3 separate regions of the Homo sapiens genome follow, and all the other regions are linked to region 3. Evidence: chromatin contacts called from ENCODE Hi-C or POLR2A ChIA-PET data. All regions are on one chromosome and are shown on one strand. The core of a region is the stretch at or near the end of the contact, and the rest is flanking DNA. Distances in the headings are between cores, read along the strand shown. Region 1 overlaps DGCR2 (DiGeorge syndrome critical region gene 2). Region 2 overlaps DGCR2 (DiGeorge syndrome critical region gene 2). Region 3 overlaps HIRA (histone cell cycle regulator).

What was found. Hi-C counts contacts between places; a loop is a spot of excess contacts on that map. ChIA-PET counts read pairs that join two places held with the same protein, here RNA polymerase II (POLR2A). Pooled maps may share reads with other maps.
Region 1: a pooled map shows a loop between it and region 3 (3-fold over the local background). The contact joins two enhancer-like sites. A Hi-C loop is called at or near these places in 5 of 50 pooled maps. POLR2A ChIA-PET finds 5 or more read pairs at or near these places in 3 of 52 experiments (GM10248, MCF 10A and WTC11).
Region 2: a loop to region 3 is called in a pooled map, with 2.4 times the contacts of the local background. The contact joins two enhancer-like sites. A Hi-C loop is called at or near these places in 1 of 50 pooled maps. POLR2A ChIA-PET finds 5 or more read pairs at or near these places in 2 of 52 experiments (A673 and MCF 10A).

What each region holds. Positions count from the first base shown.
Region 1 is chr22:19,107,627-19,110,327 of GRCh38, reverse strand. The region is part of intron 1 of DGCR2 (DiGeorge syndrome critical region gene 2); the gene reads left to right. Among named protein-coding and RNA genes, the nearest start is that of DGCR2, 13 kb to the left of the region's middle. RefSeq lists an enhancer at 1-470 and a silencer at 566-615. Within about 2 kb of position 1,314, at least 16 of the 41 ENCODE cell types and tissues checked have a DNase peak (open chromatin) inside an H3K27ac peak, as active enhancers do.
Region 2 is chr22:19,084,387-19,087,086 of GRCh38, reverse strand. The region is part of intron 2 of DGCR2 (DiGeorge syndrome critical region gene 2); the gene reads left to right. Among named protein-coding and RNA genes, the nearest start is that of DGCR2, 37 kb to the left of the region's middle. RefSeq lists enhancers at 44-543, 544-1,045. Within about 2 kb of position 1,251, at least 7 of the 41 ENCODE cell types and tissues checked have a DNase peak (open chromatin) inside an H3K27ac peak, as active enhancers do.
Region 3 is chr22:19,418,605-19,421,304 of GRCh38, reverse strand. The region is part of intron 1 of HIRA (histone cell cycle regulator); the gene reads left to right. Among named protein-coding and RNA genes, the nearest start is that of HIRA, 12 kb to the left of the region's middle. Within about 2 kb of position 1,429, at least 8 of the 41 ENCODE cell types and tissues checked have a DNase peak (open chromatin) inside an H3K27ac peak, as active enhancers do.

The DNA of each region.
Region 1 (2,701 bases), core at 65-2,564, 310 kb after region 3:
CGCAGCCTGTTCCTGCAGTCCCTGCCTTGGTTCTTAGCTGATGCTGTCTTATCACTGCCACCCCATCCCCATTTCTGAGCATCAGGCACCCTCATCAGCACTTGGCATGTAATAGCTCCATTAACCTTAACTGTAACCCCGTTTTTTGGATAGAGTTTTTCGTGTGTTAAATCTTGTGTTCAACTTAGGTTTTGAAATAAGAGCAGGAAATGAAGCTTTCAGACTGCAAATGTTTCCTTTGAATGTTCTTTAAAGACCCCATATGATAGGACATGTGCTTTTTGTGAGTGTAACTCCCTGTGGTGATCACACTAAAGTTTGGACCCACTCTGTTAGACAAGGGAGGAACTGGGCAGAACTGCCTGCCCATGGCTGGGCTGTAGGCTCAGTCTCCTTTTAGATGCGTCAGATTTCTAGTCTTGCTTTCTTGCAGGAGTTACTTCATTCAGTTGTAATATTATCCTTAGGACTTTAAATCCCTCCGTATTTTATATGTGCTTTTCAGGGTTAGGCGGCTCCACTGCTACCGCAGTTTTTTTTTAATAACGTAAAATATGCCATCATAACCACTCAATTCAGTGTTCAGTTCATTCAGTGTTCAGTAGTGCCAGAGTATGTACCTTGTTATGCAACAGATCTCTAGAATGTTTTCATCTTGCAAAACTGAAACTCAGTACCTATTGAGTAACTACCCCTCCCTTTTATCTCTCTCTCCAGCCTGGCAACCACCGTCCTACTTCCTGTTTCTAAGAGTTTGACTGCTTTAGATACTCCATATAAGTAGAATCATGCAGTATTTGTCTTTTTATGTTTGGCTTATTTTACCTCAAGGTTCATCCATGTTGTAGCATGTGTCAGAACTTCTTTTTAAGGCTGAGTTGTATTCCACTGTATGCATATACTGCATTTTGTTTATTTAGTGTACACCTGGGTCGCTTCCACCTCTTAGTTATTGTGAGTAGTACTTCTGTGAGCATAGGTATATGAATATATCTTTGAGACCTTGCCTTCAATTAATTTTGGGTATGTACCCAGAAGTGGAATTGGAATTGCTGGATCATATGGTAATTCTATTTTTAATTTTTTAAGGAAACTCCATGCTGTCTTCCATAGTGACTGTACCATTTTACATTCCTACCAACGATGTACATGAGTTCTGATTTCTTCACATCATTGCCAACACTTGTTTGTTTGTTTGTTTTTGACAGTGGCTATCCTAATGGGTGAGGTGATAGCCTATTGTGGTTTTGGCTTACATTTCCCTGATGATTAAGGAGGTTTTTTTTTTCTTTTCCTTTTGAGACAGTTTCGCTCTGTCATCCAGGCTGAGGTGCAGTGGTGTAATCGTAACTCCCTGAAACCTTGACCTCCTGGGTTCAAGTGATCCTCCTGCCTCAGCCTCCCATGTAGTTGGCACTACAAATGCATGCCACCACACCCAGCTAATTTTTTGATTTTTTTTTTTTTTTGTAAAGATGAGATCTCACTTTGTTGCTCAGGCTGGTCTTGAGCTCCTGGGCTCAAGCAATCCTCCCACCTCCGCCTCCCAAAGTGTGAGGTTCATTTTCTGATATGTGGAGTCCAACTGTCTAGTACCATTTGTTGAAAGGTTATACCTTCTCCATTGAATTGTCTTTGTACCTTTGTCAGAATCCATTGACTACATTTGTGTAGGTCTATTTCTGAGATCTGTATTCTATTCTGTTCTGTTGGCCTGTGCATCTTTTTTTTTTTTTTTTTTTTTTTTTTTTTTTTTTTAGATAAATTCTCTGTTGCCCAGGCTGGAGTACAGTGGTGGGATCACAGCTCACTGCAGCCTTGACCTCCCTGGCTCAAGTGATCCTGCCACCTCACCCTCACCGAGTAGCTGGGACCACAGGTGTTCACCATCATATGTGGCTAATATTTTTATTTTAATTTTTGTAGAGACTGGATCCCTGTGTTGCCCAAGCTGGTCTCCAACTCCTGGGCTCAAGTGATCCTCCTGTCTCAGCTTTCCAAAGTGTTGGGATTACAAGTGAGAGCTACTGTGCTCAGTGTGGTCTGTGTATCTTTACTAAGCTTTTGATCAAAGACTTTTTTAATTTTAAAGAAGTCTGATTTATCATTTTTTCTTGTTATGGTCATGCTTTCTGTTTTTGTCTAATAAATCCTTGCCTACCCCAAGGTTACGAAGTTCTTCTCCTTCCCTAGTAAAATCTGAGCTTCGTGGGGGCAGACACCTTATGGTTCTCCTCCTGCTCTTCTCACTTGTGTCCTGTACAACACCTGGCCCCTAGGAGGTACACGGCGGTGTTCATGGAAGGAGCAAATGAGTTGTCTTAAGGATTCATAATAATGTATTCTAAGCACTTGATATACTGCCTGGCACATGCAAAATGAGCATTCAGGAATCTGATTTGACTACAGCTGTTCTTTCTCTTAGAGAAATTGGCTGCGCTATCCTGTGGCTATGATCGAAATGTGGTGCGAGTGTTGGATGAAACTGCTGGCTGATGTTTACATCAGATGCGAGATAGCTCTCGCTCCAGTTCTGTCCCACCCTCCTGCCCTGGTCTTATTCCCAAGTATGTAGCCCCTCCTGCCCGAACCCCCATGAAATAAGGACTGATTGCAAGTTGCTGTTCTTTTCTTGAAAGTGTCACTCATGGAATAGGTATGCTTGGTGGACCTGCCTTTCTCTTCTTTCATCTTATATGAT
Region 2 (2,700 bases), core at 2-2,501, 330 kb after region 3:
GAGACCTTATATCCAGCCTCTTGGAGAATTCCTGAAGAGAGAACCAGATGATTCTTGGTTTGCTTTCAAATGGAAGCAGAGTTTATTTGTTGTTCTCAAAGTGCCATTTGGCTTTGCTTTTGTAGTTGTTTGTAATAACTGTCCTGTTACACACGCTGAACATAGTGGTATCCACACTCATAGTTGCCACCTTGTTCATCTTTCCACGCTCTGAAGACTTGTTGAAGGCAAGGAGTAGGTTTTATTTCTCTTGACCACATGGCCTGGCATGGAGCAGGCATCAACTTTGCACTTGAGTATTGGCTTGAAGTTACATTGGTTGCCATATGTTTTCCCTAGACAGAAAAATAAAATCTCTCATAGAAGCCGAAAGTTACGAGTGGTGGCCTGCACCAGGGCTGAGCAGTGAAGGCATGACAATGAGGACCCGTGTGTGCAAGCCCCCTGAGGCTTGGTAGGGCCTAGGAGTGTTCTGGGTGGGCTGAGGAGGCCACTGCCCTGACAAGGCTCACCCTGCTTCTCCTTGACTCACGGTCCTATGATTGTCCTTGTATAGTGCTGTGTCACAGTCTGGAGGGTGAGCAGATTGATTTCTTTTTTTTTTATTTGAGATGGAGTCTCGCTTTGTTGCCCAGGCTGGAGTGCAGTGGCGCCATCTGGGCTCACTGCAAGCTCTGCCTCCCGGGTTCATGCCATTCTCCTGCCTCAGCCTCCTGAGTAGCTGGGATTACAGGCGCCTGCTACCACACCCGGCTAATTTTTTTTGTATTTTTAGTAGAGACAGGGTTTCACCGTGCTAGTCAGGATCGTCTCGATCTCCTGACCTTGTGATCCGCTCTCCTCGGCCTCCCAAAGTGCTGGGATTACAGGCGTGAGTCACTGTGCCCGGCCAAGCAGGTTGATTTCTAATTGTTCTTAAAGTTGAGATTCTGAGCAAATTAAGTCATAAAAATGTACAAAGAATGTGTAATACGTATTTTCTTACTTCCTTGAATTAATGACTGCTAAATCTTGTGATTTTTTTTCTAGTTTATTTTAAAAGAAATTTTTAAAAAATCATAGATATAGAGTCAAGTCCTCATTGACACTCTCCCTTCCCCCAACCTCCTCCCCTCTCAAAAAAGGAAACTCTTTGTGTTTGTGGGGGAAGTAGAGAGTTAGCTAATAACCACCCTTGCTCAAAAGCTGTGACCTTCCTTTGTATGAGGAGAGTTTCAGTAACCCCTAGGGAAGCCCTGGGCCATTCTCAGTCAAGTTGCTTTTGAACTAGACTTCAGGACTTCTGGAGTTACCTTATGGGGTTACTTCATTGCCCTGCTAAAAGCCTGCTAAAAAGGAGTATAAAAAATGTAAAACCAAAGGGACAAAAAAAGGGGAAAGATGTAACAGTAGATCAGTAATTTCTGCATGTTTTTGAAAAGAGGGAAATGACATGCTAGGTACAGCCTGGGCATTCAGTACCTTCCCACTCACTCCCTTCTGGGCTTGTCCGTGGGTTTCAGAGGCTGGAATGCTGGAGCAGTAGCACTCAGAACCACCTGGCAGCAGGCTTCTGTGTGTCATTTGCCCTATGACATGTGTCTTGGGAAATGTGGCAAGTGGAAGGGAGGTGGAACCTTTCTTCCTCAGGCCATAGTGTATGTTGGGGGTGTGCATGGGCTTAGATTTTTGAGGTGACTTTTTGCAGTGGCTTCTGCCTTCCCCCACTGGCCAGCTGTCTCAGGGCTGCAGAGCAGCTGCAGTATTGGCAGCAGATTTTTGCAGTTTCCTAACCTATAGATGGCAGTAGTAGCTTCCTGACTCTTGACAATGACTGTGGGAATTAGATGGGGAGTTAGCCCACTTTACTTTTGCTCACACTATATAGCCTTGCCAGTTGTTTTGAAAGCACCTATTTTCTGTATTAAACCCTTCGTGTTAGAAATCCCTTAGCATGGTTTCTGTTTTCCCAGTGGAACCATCTTTGTTTTTTTTTTTTTTTCCAAGGCAGGAGAATTTTTCTTAGTACAGAACAAAATGAAAAGTCTCCCATGTCTACTTCTTTCTGCACAGACACAGCAACCATCCGATTTCTCAATCTTTTCCCCACGTTTCCCCCTTTTCTATTCCACAAAACCACCATTGTCATCATGGCCCGTTCTCAATGAGCTGTTGGGTACACCTCCCAGATGGGGTGGTGGCCGGGCAGAGGGGCTCCTCACTTCCCAGAAGGGGCGGCTGGGCAGAGGCGCCCCCCACCTCCCGGACGGGGCGGCTGGCCGGGCGGAGGCGCCCCCCCACCTCCTTCCCGGACGGGGCGGCTGGCCGGGCGGGGGCTGACCCCCCACCTCCCTCCCGGACGGGGCGGCTGGCCGGGCGGGGGCTGACCCCCCACCTCCCTCCCGGACGGGGCAGCTGGCCGGGCGGGGGCTGACCCCCACCTCCCTCCCGGATGGGGTGGCTGCCGGGCGGAGACGCTCCTCACTTCCCAGACGGGGCGGCTGCCGGGCGGAGGGGCTCCTCACTTCTCAGACGGGGTGGCTGCCGGGCGGAGGGGCTCCTCACTTCTCAGACGGGGCGGCTGCCGGGCGGAGGGGCTCCTCACTTCTCAGACGGGGCGGCTCCCGGGCAAAGGGGCCCCTCACTTCTCAGACGGGGCGGCTGCCGGGCGGAGGGGCTCCTCACTTCTCAGACGGGGTGGCCCGGCGGAGACGCTCCTCA
Region 3 (2,700 bases), core at 180-2,679:
TTTTTGAGACGGAGTTTCGCTTTTGTTGCCCAGGCTGGAGTGCAATGGTGCAACCTCGGCTCACTGCAATCTCTGCCTCCAGGGTTCAAGCGATTCTCCTGCCTCAGCCTTCCGATTAGCTGGGATTACAGGCACTTGCCACCACACCCAATAAATTTTTTGTATTTTTAGTAGAGATGGGGTTTCACCATGTTGGCCAGGCTGGTTTTGAACTCCTGACCTCAGGTGATCCACCCGCCTCGACCTCCCAAAGTGCTGGGATTACAGGCGTGAGCCACTGCGCCCAGCCTGCTGTGCATTTTTCACTTAAATAGTATTGTAGGTTTGTTGTCTTCTTAATTGTGGTTATTGTTGAGCTAGCAGATTTTTCCCACTATGGAAATGTAGCTTTTAATTTTCTAATGGAAGTAGGTGGAAGGGACTAGATTTATAGGAGTACATTTTGCAGATAACTTTTTGTTGTTAAATTTAAGGGATGTAAGTGCAGTTTTGTTACATGGATATATTGCTTAGTGATGAAGTCTGGGCTTTTAGTGCAACCATCACCTGAATAATATACATTGTACCCTTGCAGATAACTTTTTTTTTTAAAGACAAGGTCTTACTTTGTCGCTCAGAATGGAGTACAGTGGCATGACCATAGTTCACTGCAGCCTTGAGCTCCTGGGCTCAAGCAATCCTCCTGTGCAGATACTTTTTAGGGAATACCTCTGTTTTGCAAAATGAGGGGGGAAAGAAGTATTAAGAAACAGAAATGCCTTTCGTCAAAACTTTTTTGTTTTTTGGGGTTTTGTTTGTTTGTTTGTTTTTTGTTTTGGTTTGGTTTTTTTTTTTTTTTTTTTGAGACAGTTTTTTTTGTTGCCCAGGCTGCAGTGCAGTGGCGTGATCACGGCTCACTGCAGCCTCGACCTCCCGAGCTCAATAGATCCTCCCACCTCAGCCTCCTGAGTAGCTGAGACTACAGGCTTGCACCACCACTACTGGGTAATTTTTGTTTTTTGTTTTTAATTTGTAGAGATGGGGTTCACCATGTTGCCTAAAGTGGTCTCGAATTCCTCAGAGCAAGTGATCTGCCTGCCTTGGCCTCCCAAAGTGCTGGGATTACAGGAGTGAGCCACTGCGCCCAATCTCAAAACTTTGTTGATTATATGTTGGCAGATGCTTCAGGAGAAGTGATTAAGGTCTCCTAAATGATATACCTGTGACACTTTTCCACTTTAGTTTGTGGCGCGTGCACACACACACACACACACACACACACACAATGGTTGTATGGTGCAACAGCTTCCTTCCTGTGCTATGTTTTCAATCTCTTAGGCATCTGACACCTATGAGATGTCATTGTGTCATGCTTACTAAAGAAGATGGGGATAAGTTTTTGTGGTCGAAAGTGGTAGAGATAACAGCAGCAGATGGCTGTGAACCAGCCAAGGGTGTGCTTCCCACCTGCAGGCAGTTGGCGAAATCTGAGTCCCCACAGCAGTAGATCAGGAGCCTGCCTTCCAAAGATTGTTACACCAGTGATACTGAAGGTGTTTGAATGTAGTGCTTCTGTCATGAGCTTTCTCCAGCCATTCAACAGCAACAAGTTTTTATTGTTGTGCCTGTTATGTGCCAAGCCACAGCTCTGGGTCCTGAGGATGAATTAGTGAATAAAACAGACAAAAGAGCTGATCTACTTACTGGAGTTTACATTCTAGTGGGCAGAGTAGACAGACATACAATAAAGGAAATTAATATGTAAGAAATTCCCGAGGAAATAAATAGATCAGGACTAAGGGGATTTGTTGTGCCACATTGGGGAAATAATCCTTTAAATTAAAGTTGTTAGAGTAGGCCTCAATGTGAGGGTGACATTGAGCAAAGACCTGAAGGAGGCAAGGAAGAGTCAGTACAAGGCCCAAGATAGGAGCGCACCTGGTACAGTCCAAGAAAAGAGGAAGACCAGCGATGGTGGGGGTTAGTAGGAGATGAGGTCAGAAAAGTCGTGGGGGCGGGGTGGCCATTGTGCAAGGATTGTTGGCCTCTCCTCTCAAGGTCTGGCCTTAACTGTGTTGGGGCAGACAGTGGGTAGAGCAGGTTTCTTGGAAAGATCAGACCGTTATAGAGAAGATCAGGGTGAGGTGTCTAGAAGGCAGTCAGCCATAGGAGTTACTTGCATATAGGTCACATTAGTGTGTTTGGCTGATGAGTTTCTCCAGAGGGATTGCTTGTTATAGAGTGTGCATATTGTCACCTGCACATGAAAAGAATCATTTTTATTATGACCTAACCTCTGGTGTTTGGATATTTACCTCTACTGCCTTATATATTAGTACACACACATATATATCGTTTTTTAAAAACAGGCCTTGTGTGTGTGTGTGTGTGTGTGTGTGTTTATTTCTTATCGAGATGATTATAGATTCACACCGAATTGTATGAAATACTGAGAAGGTACTTCTGGACTTAGTCCAGTTTCTCCCAATGTTAACATTTTGCAAAACTATAGTTGACATTGACATATGCTACCTATTTTTTAAAATTTATTTCCCCAGTTTTGTTTGTACTTATTTGTGCGTGTGTATGTTTAGTTCTATACAATTTTGTCACCTGTGCAGGTTCATGTATCTACCACTGCAGTCGAGATGCTGAACAGTTCCAACAATTTTTATATATTTTTTATTTTTATTTTTTTGAGACAGAGTCTCGCTCTGTTGC